2 separate regions of the Homo sapiens genome follow, and region 2 is linked to region 1. Evidence: chromatin loops called from intact Hi-C (ENCODE). Cell type or tissue: OCI-LY7. All regions are shown on one strand. Links, peaks and the distances in the headings refer to the core of each region. The heading gives the core; the rest is flanking DNA. Region 1 overlaps HPCAL1 (hippocalcin like 1). Region 2 overlaps HPCAL1 (hippocalcin like 1).

What was found. A loop is a pair of places that touch in the nucleus more often than their neighbours do. Peaks named below come from ENCODE experiments on the same cell type or tissue, not always from the same donor. Only the 100,000 strongest peaks of a DNase experiment are listed, where the experiment ranks them.
Region 2: it touches region 1 in a loop (7-fold over the local background); 16 of 110 quality-filtered maps call a loop at or near these places.

The regions. Positions count from the first base shown.
Region 1 is chr2:10,323,039-10,328,416 of GRCh38, reverse strand. All of the region lies in intron 1 of HPCAL1 (hippocalcin like 1), which reads right to left. Among named protein-coding and RNA genes, the nearest start is that of HPCAL1, 23 kb to the right of the region's middle. In OCI-LY7, for the core only: no CTCF peak of the experiment used is centred there; DNase peaks (open chromatin) are centred at 1,016 and 2,676; H3K4me3 peaks cover 1,446 bases; H3K27ac peaks cover 1,034 bases.
Region 2 is chr2:10,375,730-10,381,107 of GRCh38, reverse strand. All of the region lies in intron 1 of HPCAL1 (hippocalcin like 1), which reads right to left. Among named protein-coding and RNA genes, the nearest start is that of SNORA80B, 68 kb to the left of the region's middle. In OCI-LY7, for the core only: no CTCF peak of the experiment used is centred there; DNase peaks (open chromatin) are centred at 887, 2,717 and 4,957; H3K4me3 peaks cover 2,141 bases; H3K27ac peaks cover 2,051 bases.

The DNA.
Region 1 (5,378 bases), core at 276-5,275:
TGCTTTACCAGCTACCTGGGCATCCCTTGGCTCAGTCAGGCTGACGCATGATATTAACCATCACATAGGTCAGCAAACATTACTGAACACCTGCTCTGTGCTGGCACCACTCCAGGTTGGGGTTCAGATGCATCTGAGCGCCAATGTAAATCCTGCCACCCAGGAGCTGTTAACCCTCAGACAAGTCACTTAACCTCTCTGGGCCTCAGTGTCCTCCTCTGTAAAATGAGATCCTGGCCATCACCTTCCTATTGCAGAGAGTTCCTGGGGATACAAAGGAGACCACACACAGAACCAAGTGCCACAGGCATGTGCCACTGTCCCCCTTGGCTGTCTTTCCGCATCACATAGGGCCAGGCCATTCCCACAGCTGAGCTACATGAACAGCTACACCATGAACAGCTTGTGGACAGAAATGACCTCAACTTAAGTCTTTTACACTTACTAAATCTAATGCGCCTTTATACATGAAGCTTCTGATATATCAGTCAGGAAATGAAAGTTATGGATCCGGGGCTAACCATAAATCACCCACTTATGAATGTATATGCAGTAAGTCATTAATGTTACCACTGTCTGCAGAAAGTGCTACACAGAGAATTCAGTCCCCTACAGTTTGGCTCTAAATAACTCCACTCTCTGCTGGAATAAGCCAAGGCTCTTGGCCAAAATTAAGTCCTGGCTGAAGGTAAGAGTACTTATACCCACAGATGACTATGGAAAATTGGTTCCCAACCTAGTCTTAAAATAAATACCAAATCAGAAAAAAAAAGCCATTGATCCCCATGTTAACAAAATAAAGGAACTAACACAAATGCAGTTAGTTGAATATATACTACGCTCTATAAAGTATGATATAATATACTTTAGGATATAATAGCTCATATAATCCTGACAATAGCCTTACCAGGTCAGTATGATTTGCATGTCAGGAAACTGAGGCTCCAAGAAGTTAACTGACTTGCCTGGGGCTCACAGGGCCAGGAAGCAAAGAACCAGAGTCTAATCCCCCACCTGACGCTAGCCACTCGGCAGGGGGCTCAAAAGAAGTCACTGGTATGATCCTTCCTGCAGGCCATCCATAACAGCTACCTAGAGAGTTACTTTACACATTCTGGATGACAGAACTACTACCTACAAAATGCATGTTTTGAAATTCTGTTTAACACGATCTGGAGCAATGCAAACAAGGCAAAGTTCTCCCACTCTTAGCTGTGGCTGCAAATCCCAGGAGTTGGGGGAAGGTGAAGCTGGATTCCCAGTAGCATCAGAGACCTCCCCACAGGCTCACTTCCTTAGGAGATGCTGCAGTGAAGAGGCACTTGTACTCCCCGCTAAAATGTAGGACCCACAGAAGAAAGTCAGGGTCACTTCAACATGCTCTGGCCACCTGGGAGAAGGAGTTCACTCTGGTTGGGTGACGAAGGGCTTCCGAGGAGCCGACACCCAGAGCTGAGCCAAAGGGACAACCGAGACAAAGAGCCGGGGCATGTGGGGCACAGCAGGGGCCCAGCTCAGCCAAATCTAGGGAGAGTGGAGGACAAGCGGCTGCCATGGCCAGCTGCCAAACGGGAGCCTCGGCATCTGTCAGCGAGCACCAGCCAACTTTCAAATGCACAGGGAGGGAGAAGGGGGCACTCTCAGATTCTGCCCAAAGGGACCAGTCACACCCACACCCTGTGCTCATGAACGCTGCTGAGGAGGAGCTTGAGGACCAGGGGCGCTGGACAGAAATCCCTCCTCATGCAAGGGGCTCAGCAGGTCTCCAGCCAGCTGAACACCTCCTCTCCTTTGATTCCCACCTTAACCCAGTCTGCTGGCTGGTGCAGGGCAGCCTCACCTACCTTCACAGCTGAGAACAAGGGGCTCATGGCACGGAAGCGGAAGGCAGGCAGGCCAGCACGCACCCCAGGCGGCCAATTCCCCCCACAAGTCTCCAGCCAACACTGCCTGCCCCCACCTCACCTCCAAGGAGCAGCCAGCCAAGGTTCTGAAGCAGGCCCAGCCACAGGGCTCCTGCCATCTGCTTTAGAACCTGTGATGCCAGCCTCCTTCAAACACACTGAAGCCACCTCCCGCCTTCTGTCACCTCACTGGGGCTGACTGGGCAATATCTGCCTGTAGCCCCTTGGCCAGGGACCCCTTGAGGCAGGGAGATCTCCCATCTGCCCTTATTTTGAGAAGAAACCCTAAGAGAACATGGCTAAGTTAACGAACGTTTACCACCCACCCCTCTTCCTTCTGGGTTGATTCTGTCTGGGATGCCTTTGTTCACCAAGCACCTAACAGGCATGAGTACCCTGAGATGGTGTCGAACCCAGAGAGGATGACGGACAGGCCTGACGAACACCATCCTTGAATCTCATGGCCCTCTGCAGCCTCGTGGGCCTCACTTCCAAGCAAACACTCCATGACTGTTCAGTGGCTTAAATGTTAACCCAACAGCCTATTTCCTGCATAGAGTTTTTAAATCCCCAACTGCTTCCTCATTTCCCAACAACTTTCCCCCAACACAGTGGAAAAAGGCCAGCGGCTCCCATGCAGCAAGGAAATGGCCATGGTGCCCAACAGAGGTGCTAATTGGCCGCAGCTGGGCCTGGGACCAGCAGGACCGAGGTGCAAAGACACCTGCAGCAGGTGCTCCCGGGCTTCTCCCAGCCAGGAAGGCAGATGTTTAAGATGAAGCACCTGCAGCTGTGGCTTGTGACGTCTTAAAGCCATGACTGCATTAGCAGTTCCCTCTGCAGGGATGCCCTGAAATAAATATCAAGGCAGCTCTGGCCCGGTGTGGGGAAGCAGGGAAACCGCCCTCCAGGGCCTGCTTAGCAGGATGCTGGCGAGGAAGGTTGCTGGAAACCTGCTCTGAGCAGGCCTCTGCAGAAGCAGGCAGTGGGGACAAGCAGAGAGGCACAGGGAGAACAGTGCCACCCTGGCCTGGCACTGGGGACCCCCACCAACGCTGGCACTGCCGCCTTGGAGCCCTGAGACTAGGGACAAATCACCCTCTGAGTCCCGGTGTTCTCGTCTGTAAAATAATGATAGCCTCAGAGGCTGGGGCTGAAAAATAAGTAAACTTAAATGGGGATGTGGGAGAGCACACCTGTGAACTGAAAACCCTGCAAAAATGTAATTACGATGTCGGGAGGATCGCCTGAGCCCAGGGGGCCAAGGCTGCAGTGAGCTATGACGGCACCAGTGTGCTCCGACGGCACCAGTGTGCTCCAGCCTGGGCCACAGAGCGAGACCCTCTCTCTAAAATCAAAAACCAACTAAAACAGCAACCCGGCTGGGCACAGTGGCTCACGCCTGTAATCCCAACAGTTTGGGAGGCCAAGGTGGGTGGATCACTTGAGGTCAGGAGTTCAACACCAGCCTGGCCAACATGGAGAAACCCTGTCTCTACTAAAAATACAAAAAAAAAAAAAAAATTGCTGGGCGTGGTGGTGCAGGCCTGCAATCCCAGCTACTCGGGAGGCTGAGGCAGGAGAATCACTTGAACCTGGGAGGTGGAGATTGCAGTGAGCCAAGATCATGCCACTGCACTCCAGCCTGGGTGACAGAGCGAGACTCTGTCTCAAAAAAAAAAAAAAAAAAAAAAAACACAAAAACCAGCAAACCCAATATTGCAAACAAAATGTAAAAACCAATAACAACCCCACCCCCAACACAAAGCAAAGCAAACACCCCCTCCCCCAGCAGGTATTCACTAGCCACTAGCCAAGAGGACCCAAGAACTCCCAGTTTCACCAAAGGTCTGCTAGAACCGGTAAGGCAGGACCAGGGGTGGTTTCCTATCATTTGCATTTCCCCAAAACATAGGCTGAAAACCAGCCGGCAAATCAGGAATCCCCAAAATTTTTTAGCAGAGCAGCAACTTTTGAGAAGTGCTGAATGGCCACAATATACTCACAGCTGTGCAATGGCTATCCCCAAAGCGAGGAAACTGAGGCAAAAGGGGAAGGGACTGTCTCCCATGGTCACAAAACTGGTAGTTCTGGCTGAACCCCAGTTTTTGCTCACCAGGTCTCCTGGCCCCAGACCTGACTCCAGAGAACTCCGTCCCCTTCCCTGAGAAATGACATCACTGTTAGCCTGACCTAAGGAAGAATTCCCAAATAACAGACCACTTACACAATAGAGCTGTTGTCATGGTAACCACAGCCTTAACAACTTTGGCATTTCCACAACCTCTGATTGATCCGGTTCTCAAAACTGACATGACAATGAAACAGTATTTGCATTTAATTTATTTTAATTGGCTTTTACATAAGGAAATGTCTGGGTTTCACCCTTAATAACAACAGGATGAGTGAGTTCTTAATAGTGGGACCCTGGAAAACAGCAAGATGAAAGCCAATCATTTTAAATTTTCATTAACTGGAAAAATTCTTAACTGACTTTCTTGAAGTACATTTTACTTAATTCTCCTTCCTTTTCTGAAATGACAAGAGCTTTTGCATGGTGAAGTACATCCTTTAGACTACGTTCTTGTGCCACATTTAGTAATGGGAAGACTAGAAAAATCAGATGTTCCAGATGTTTCCATGAAGTAGCCAGTGGAAGTGTATATGGAAGTTCCGACAAGACGCAGATTTTTGTTGTTGTTGTTATTGTTTTTTAAATGTCTCCCCAGTGCCTGGAAGAATCCCTGGCATACAGTAGGCACTCCATAAATATTTGTGGAATGAATGGATGTGGGCTAATTCTCATTACCTGAGGTCATGCGTATAAAGCAGTAGGACAGTGCTGGTCATTTGAGCTTTTATTATTTTCATTAGAGTGAGGCGCAACTGGTGCTTACCTAAGGTAGTACACCACTGGGCTGTGAGAGATGGGGCCAGCTCCAGGGTAAAGGGTACAGGTTGGGGAGCCTCATCTGGGGCTGACACCTGTAACTGCCTCAGTCACCCATTGTCTTCAGCAATCCCACCTAACGTGCGCCCACTGCCAGGGCCAGGTGCAGGCCTGGGGCCAGATCCAGCATGAAACAAAGCTGAATGGGAATGTGTTTGGCCTCTGCTGGCCAGGGCACTCTGTCTACTGGAAAGGAAGGCTTTTTTACGCCATTCCCCCTGAAAGGTGCTCTAACACTGAAGTTAGGGTACAAGAGGCACAGGGGACAACTGAGAAAGGGGAGCAGCCAGCTTGAGAGGCTGGACGGGAACCTGCAACCAACGGTTGAGAGCGTGGAGCACCGTGACCCCATGCATACACGCTGGGACTCCGTGGGGAACGCGTCTGGGGAACCGGGGGAGCCAGGTCAGAGAGTTGTGCTGGAAACATGCCATGAAGCGGCCAGTGGTGGTGGCTGCAGCACAGTCATGGTGGACCTCAGGGTCAGCCTGGGATAGCTGAATCCTGATGCCCACCTGAGAGAC
Region 2 (5,378 bases), core at 286-5,285, 53 kb before region 1:
TCACCAGCCCCCATGAGAACTCCGGGGCTGCCTCTGTCCTGCACAAGCACTGATCCAGAGGTCCCAGGCCATCAAGATCCCCAGCGGTTCCCACACTTGAACTTTCTTATCAGGGTGGTGGGCTGGTCTTCAAGCTGGAATAGAAGTCTCATTTAGGCACTCTTTCGCTTATTCAAAACATTCTTAATTGGACTCCTACTATGTGCCAGTCACCATCCTAAGATGCAGCAGAGAACAAGAATGATTCCTGTTTTCAAGGAACCCGCAGTGTGATAAGTGCCCAGGAGATTTTGCGGCCAATGATATGTGCCATAGGTGAGTGAGTGCAGGATGCCAGGGGAGTCCGCAGAAGGGCCTCCAGCCCCACCTGGAATCTGGGAAGGCTTCCCAGAGGAGGTGACATCTAAACAGAGACTTGAAGAGTGAATAATAGTCATGCAGAGAGAAAGAGAAAATGGGGAGGGGTGGGTTGTAGGGAGCAACCCTGCTAGGGACTTTACAAGAAGCTACACCCAGACAGAAGTAGCTCAGCCCTGCAGGAAGGTGGCCCTCTGTGGACACACCATGGAGGCCAGTGGGTGATGGCAGTCAGCACCCCCAGCTTTCTAGGCCTGAATGGATCACAGCTGGGGAGGCCTTTGGCCCAGAGCCAGAAGGCTTGTCCCAGCAGACTGGTCTGGCTGGAAAAATCCCAATTCAACAACACAAGCAGCGCACACCCACCCACACCCCTGCCCCAGCAGACCCTACATAAATAGTCCCCAGATCTCGTGGGCCCTGGTGTGCCCACTAAGATGGGGGCTGAGCCCAGGGGACATACATGTGGCTTATTTGCCAACCTGCCCACACACTTCCTCACTACCCCAGAGCACAGAAGCTGCTGTCTCCAGACCAAGCAAACCTTGCACACTTCTGACTGAGAGCTGCATTTGTTTTTCTTAATTGCGAATCTACTGTGGCCAAGGGAAAAGCCGCCCAACAATTGCACAACACACTCAGTCTGCAGCTCTGAGACGCAGGTACTCGTGCAATTAAATCTGTGCAGAGCTTTTCTGAAGTGGTTCTAATTCCTGCCTGGACCTCCAGATGGACTCAGGTCAGGAATCCACCTTCCCTAACAAGAGGGCATGCCTGACTTGGGGGAGCTTTGTCCAAAGTATTCATGGTTGGGCCACATCTGATTCCAGTTGAGGGGGGCTGCAGTATAGCCAGCATGGACAGACTAAGAAAGAGCCACTGGTTCTGAGTGTGCGCTCAAGCCTCTTCAATGCTATTGTCTCCCAAACCTATACTCTCATGAATGGACGACTCTATACTTAAACCAGAGTGCAAAGCCTGCCTTTAACCCTGTGAAATTTTATCTTATTTTCAGCTCATCTTTTCAAGCGACCAGAGCCTCTGGAATTTAATAGCATTCCAGTTTTGCACCCTTAGCCAATCTGATGTACATACCAGGGCTGATAAAGCAGATGGGGGAACTGCTGGCATGGTTAAGGCAAAGCCTATTGAGAGACATCCAGTGGTCATGGTCATCCCATCACTCAAGGCCTTGGAGGCCGGGCCATCGGACCATCTGCGCAGCTATCTAACTGTACCACTGCTCAGCTCCCATTGCAGAAGGGTCAGCCACGGCCATAGCTCCTGCTCATAGCCCAGCCCAGCCCACCAAGAAAAGGAGCCAGGCCTGTCCACTCCCACATCCATCCACCCTCAGGAGCCCCATGGGCCACACCCATGGGGTGTCACAAACACTTTCCCTCCAAAGTAACTTCCACAAGCAACACCTCGCTCATCCTCACAATTTTTCTGGGAAACCAGTTGTGAGGGACATTTACAAGCAGAAAGAGGGAGGCACGGGTTTTTGGAAAGCTGCAAGGCTGGACTTCAAATGTAGTCTTCGGAATCACGCACTGGCCCAGGTGGACAAATTTTTATATTTTTAGTAGAGATGGGGGTTTCACCATGTTGGCCAGGCTGGTCTCGAACTCCTGACCTCAAGTGATCTGCCCGTCTTGGCCTCACAAAGTGCTGGGATTACAGGTAGGAGCGACCGCACCCGACCGCAAATATTTTTAATGATACAGGAAATGAATGATATTGTCTTAAGTGGAAAGAAAAAGCGGGACCTGAAACAAATACATAGCATGACTCAATTACAGCATGAGTCTGTCCGCCTCGCTGTAAATGAATACTGACCAGAAGAAATGGACCCATATGTCTGCTGTGATGATCTCTGAATTGTAGGATTATGCATTATAATTGTTTCTGTATTTTCCACATTTTCTACCGTGAGGATTTAACATCTATAACCAGCTCAGGTGCCCAGCAAACAGCAGCCTCTCTCCAGTTCCTCCCTGGAACATGCAATGTGGTCATGGACTGAACGGCTGTGCCCTCTCCTCAAATGTGTACCCAGGCGCCCTAACCCCGAGGGCGATGGTGGTAGGGGGTGGGGCCTTTGGAAAGTAATTAGGTTGCGGTGAGGTCAGGAGAGTGAGGCCCCCATGATGGTATTAGTGTCCTTGTAAGAAGAGGAAGAGACTATAGTTTGCTCTCATTCCACAGGAGGACACAGAGAAAAAAGCCACCTGCAAAGCAGGAAGAGCCCTCCCCAGAACCTGACAATGCGGACGCCCTGATCTAGACCTCCCGCCTCCAGAGCTGAGTATGTGTCTGCATTTAGGCGGCCCGGTCCATGGAGCTTTGTTATGGCAGCAGGTGAGAGCTGAGGCAAGCACCCTCCTTTATCGGGACAGGAAGTAAAACTAACAGCTGCAACCAAATCTGTCTGGCCCTGCACAAGCCTTGGAAATATTAACTGTGTGTGCAAACGAGTCCCACACCTCCCTTCAAAGCAGTAAAAAAAAAAAAAAAAAAAAAAAAACATGAAACCACCTTTCTCTACTTTTTCTTGGGCAAGTAGCTGCAGAATCCTGACTCTGCAAGACGGCAGAGAATTCAGATGCTGGCACCATCCTTAGGGTCCCGCCATGTCCTAAACCCCATCAAGAACCTTAAACCCAGACAAGTTACCCCAGAAGAGCCAGTGTCATCCCATCCTCCAATGTCCAGCCTGTCGTGAGGTCACAGGACTGGAAATTACCGCCTTGGTCAATTAAGGCCTTCAGTCCAAAGTCGAAACGCCTCCCCGCCTCACCCGTGCCCTCAACCAGCATCTTCGCCGCCTCCTTGCACTCTCTGAAATGCCCTCCCTGTGCCTGCCCCGTCCCCTTGGTGGCTTGCCGCCCTTGAATACCCTCCCCCGTGCCTGGCCCCCCTCGGTGGCTCACCACCCTGGGGATGGGGATGGGGATTCTGGTGTCCCTTTATGTTTCTGTGTTCACTGTTCACACTGGACTCAGTTCCTCAAGAGAACACCCTCATAACCTTTTGTATCTTGGTGCCCGGCCAGGGTCTGCCCTCAGAGTGCATGCTCAGCCAGGGCTGCTCAGGAGGTGCCAGTGTGGGGAGGTGGGCAGGACACGGGAGCCAGGGGGAGGAGGGGGCTGCCGAGAGCTGGCAGGGGGCTTCAGAGGTGGCAGGGGCCCTGCCGACAGAGGGTGGAAGAGTGTGTGCGGGCAGACAGTGCGTGAAAGGACAGGGATGGGGGTGTGGTCGTGACACTCAGATGGCAGCAGGTGGGCACAGCAGGTGCCCGCGGCGAGTGAGAGTTGTTGACTGTACTGGTGTCCACAGAGTTGAGCAGCCGGCAGAATGCCAGTTACCTTTGCAAGCACTGTTCAGACACCTTTCCAGGTAAAGCACTGCTGGTGTGAAGCAGTGGAAAGGTGCAGCCTGGGGCCTGGCTCGGGGGCAGGGTTGCATTTGCTGCGGCTCCACTCAGCCGCCTTCCACCTGCCATTCGGGGCGGCGCGGCCTGCGTGGCAGCCTCCTCACACCTCTCAACAGCGCTTTCTAGAAGGATGCAGCCTCACTATTGAACAGCAGGATGTTCATTAAAGAAGTTAACGGTGCACACCCAGGAACAGAGTACTGCCTTCAAATTTGGGCCACAAGGGATGATTTTAATAACACAGGACAACATATCTGATTAATACAATACAGTATGTATTGTATTACATACATGTATTGTACTACACACAATACAATACGGTATGTATTGTACTACACACAATACAATACGGTATGTATTGTACTACACACAATACAATACGGTATGTATTGTACTACACACAATACAATACGCTATGTATTGTACTACACACAATACAATACGCTATGTATTGTACTACACACAATACAATACGGTATGTATTGTATTATATACTGTTACAATACAGTATGTAAAAATGTTCTGTTTATGGCAAACTTAAATAAAATATGCATTTTGTGACAGTCAAGAGATATAAAGGCTGGGGGCAGTGGCTCACACCTGTAATCCCAGCACTTTGGGAAGCCGAGGCGGGCAGATCACTTGAGATCAGGAGTTCAAGACCAGTCTGGCTAACATGGTAAAGCCCCATCTCTACTAAAAAATACAAAAATTAACCAGGTGTGGTGATGCACGCCTGTAATCCCAGCTACTTGGGAGGCTGAGGCAGGAGGATTGCTTGAACCCAGGAAGTGGAAGTTGCAGTGAGCCGAGATTGTGCCACTGCACTGCAGCTTGGGTGAGTGAGACCCAATCTCAAAAAAAAAAAAGAGGGATTTTTTTTGTAAAGTCAAGTTTATTAAGGTATACTTTACACACAATTAAGTTCATCCTTTTAGGTGTACAGGTCACTAAGTTTTGACAAATGTGTAACCATCAACATAACAATTTCAGCACAAGACTGAAATCTTTTAAAATTATGTTAATAAATGGCTATGGCTAATGTGTTAGTCTGTTTGCATTATTACAAAGGAGTACCTGAGACTGGGGAATTTATAAAGAAAAGTGTCTTAATTGGCTCACAGTTCTGCAGCCTGTACAGGAAGCGTGGTGCCAGCATCTGCTTCTGGTGTAGCTTACGATCATGGTGGGAGGCGATGGGGAGCCAATGTGTCACATGGCAAGAGTGGGAACAAAAGAATAGGGAGGTGACACACTCTTTTAATCGACCAAATTGCTCACTCATCACCAGGGGGATGGCCCAAGCCATTCATGAGGAATCTGCCCCCCTGATCCAATCAACTCCCACCAGACCCCTCCTGCAATGCTGGGGATCACATTTCAACATGGACTTGGAGGGGACACGCATCCAAACCACATCAGCTACTATAATTATTTATTGTCTCCGCAGCTACTCTCTTGAATTATGTCATTAATTTGAGAGTTTGTCAATCGATTCCTTCGGGCCGTAAGGGAGCCAGCACCTGCTGAGTGCCTACCATGCATAAGGGGCTGTCATGGGGCTGTGTTTGGTTTCACTTCTTCC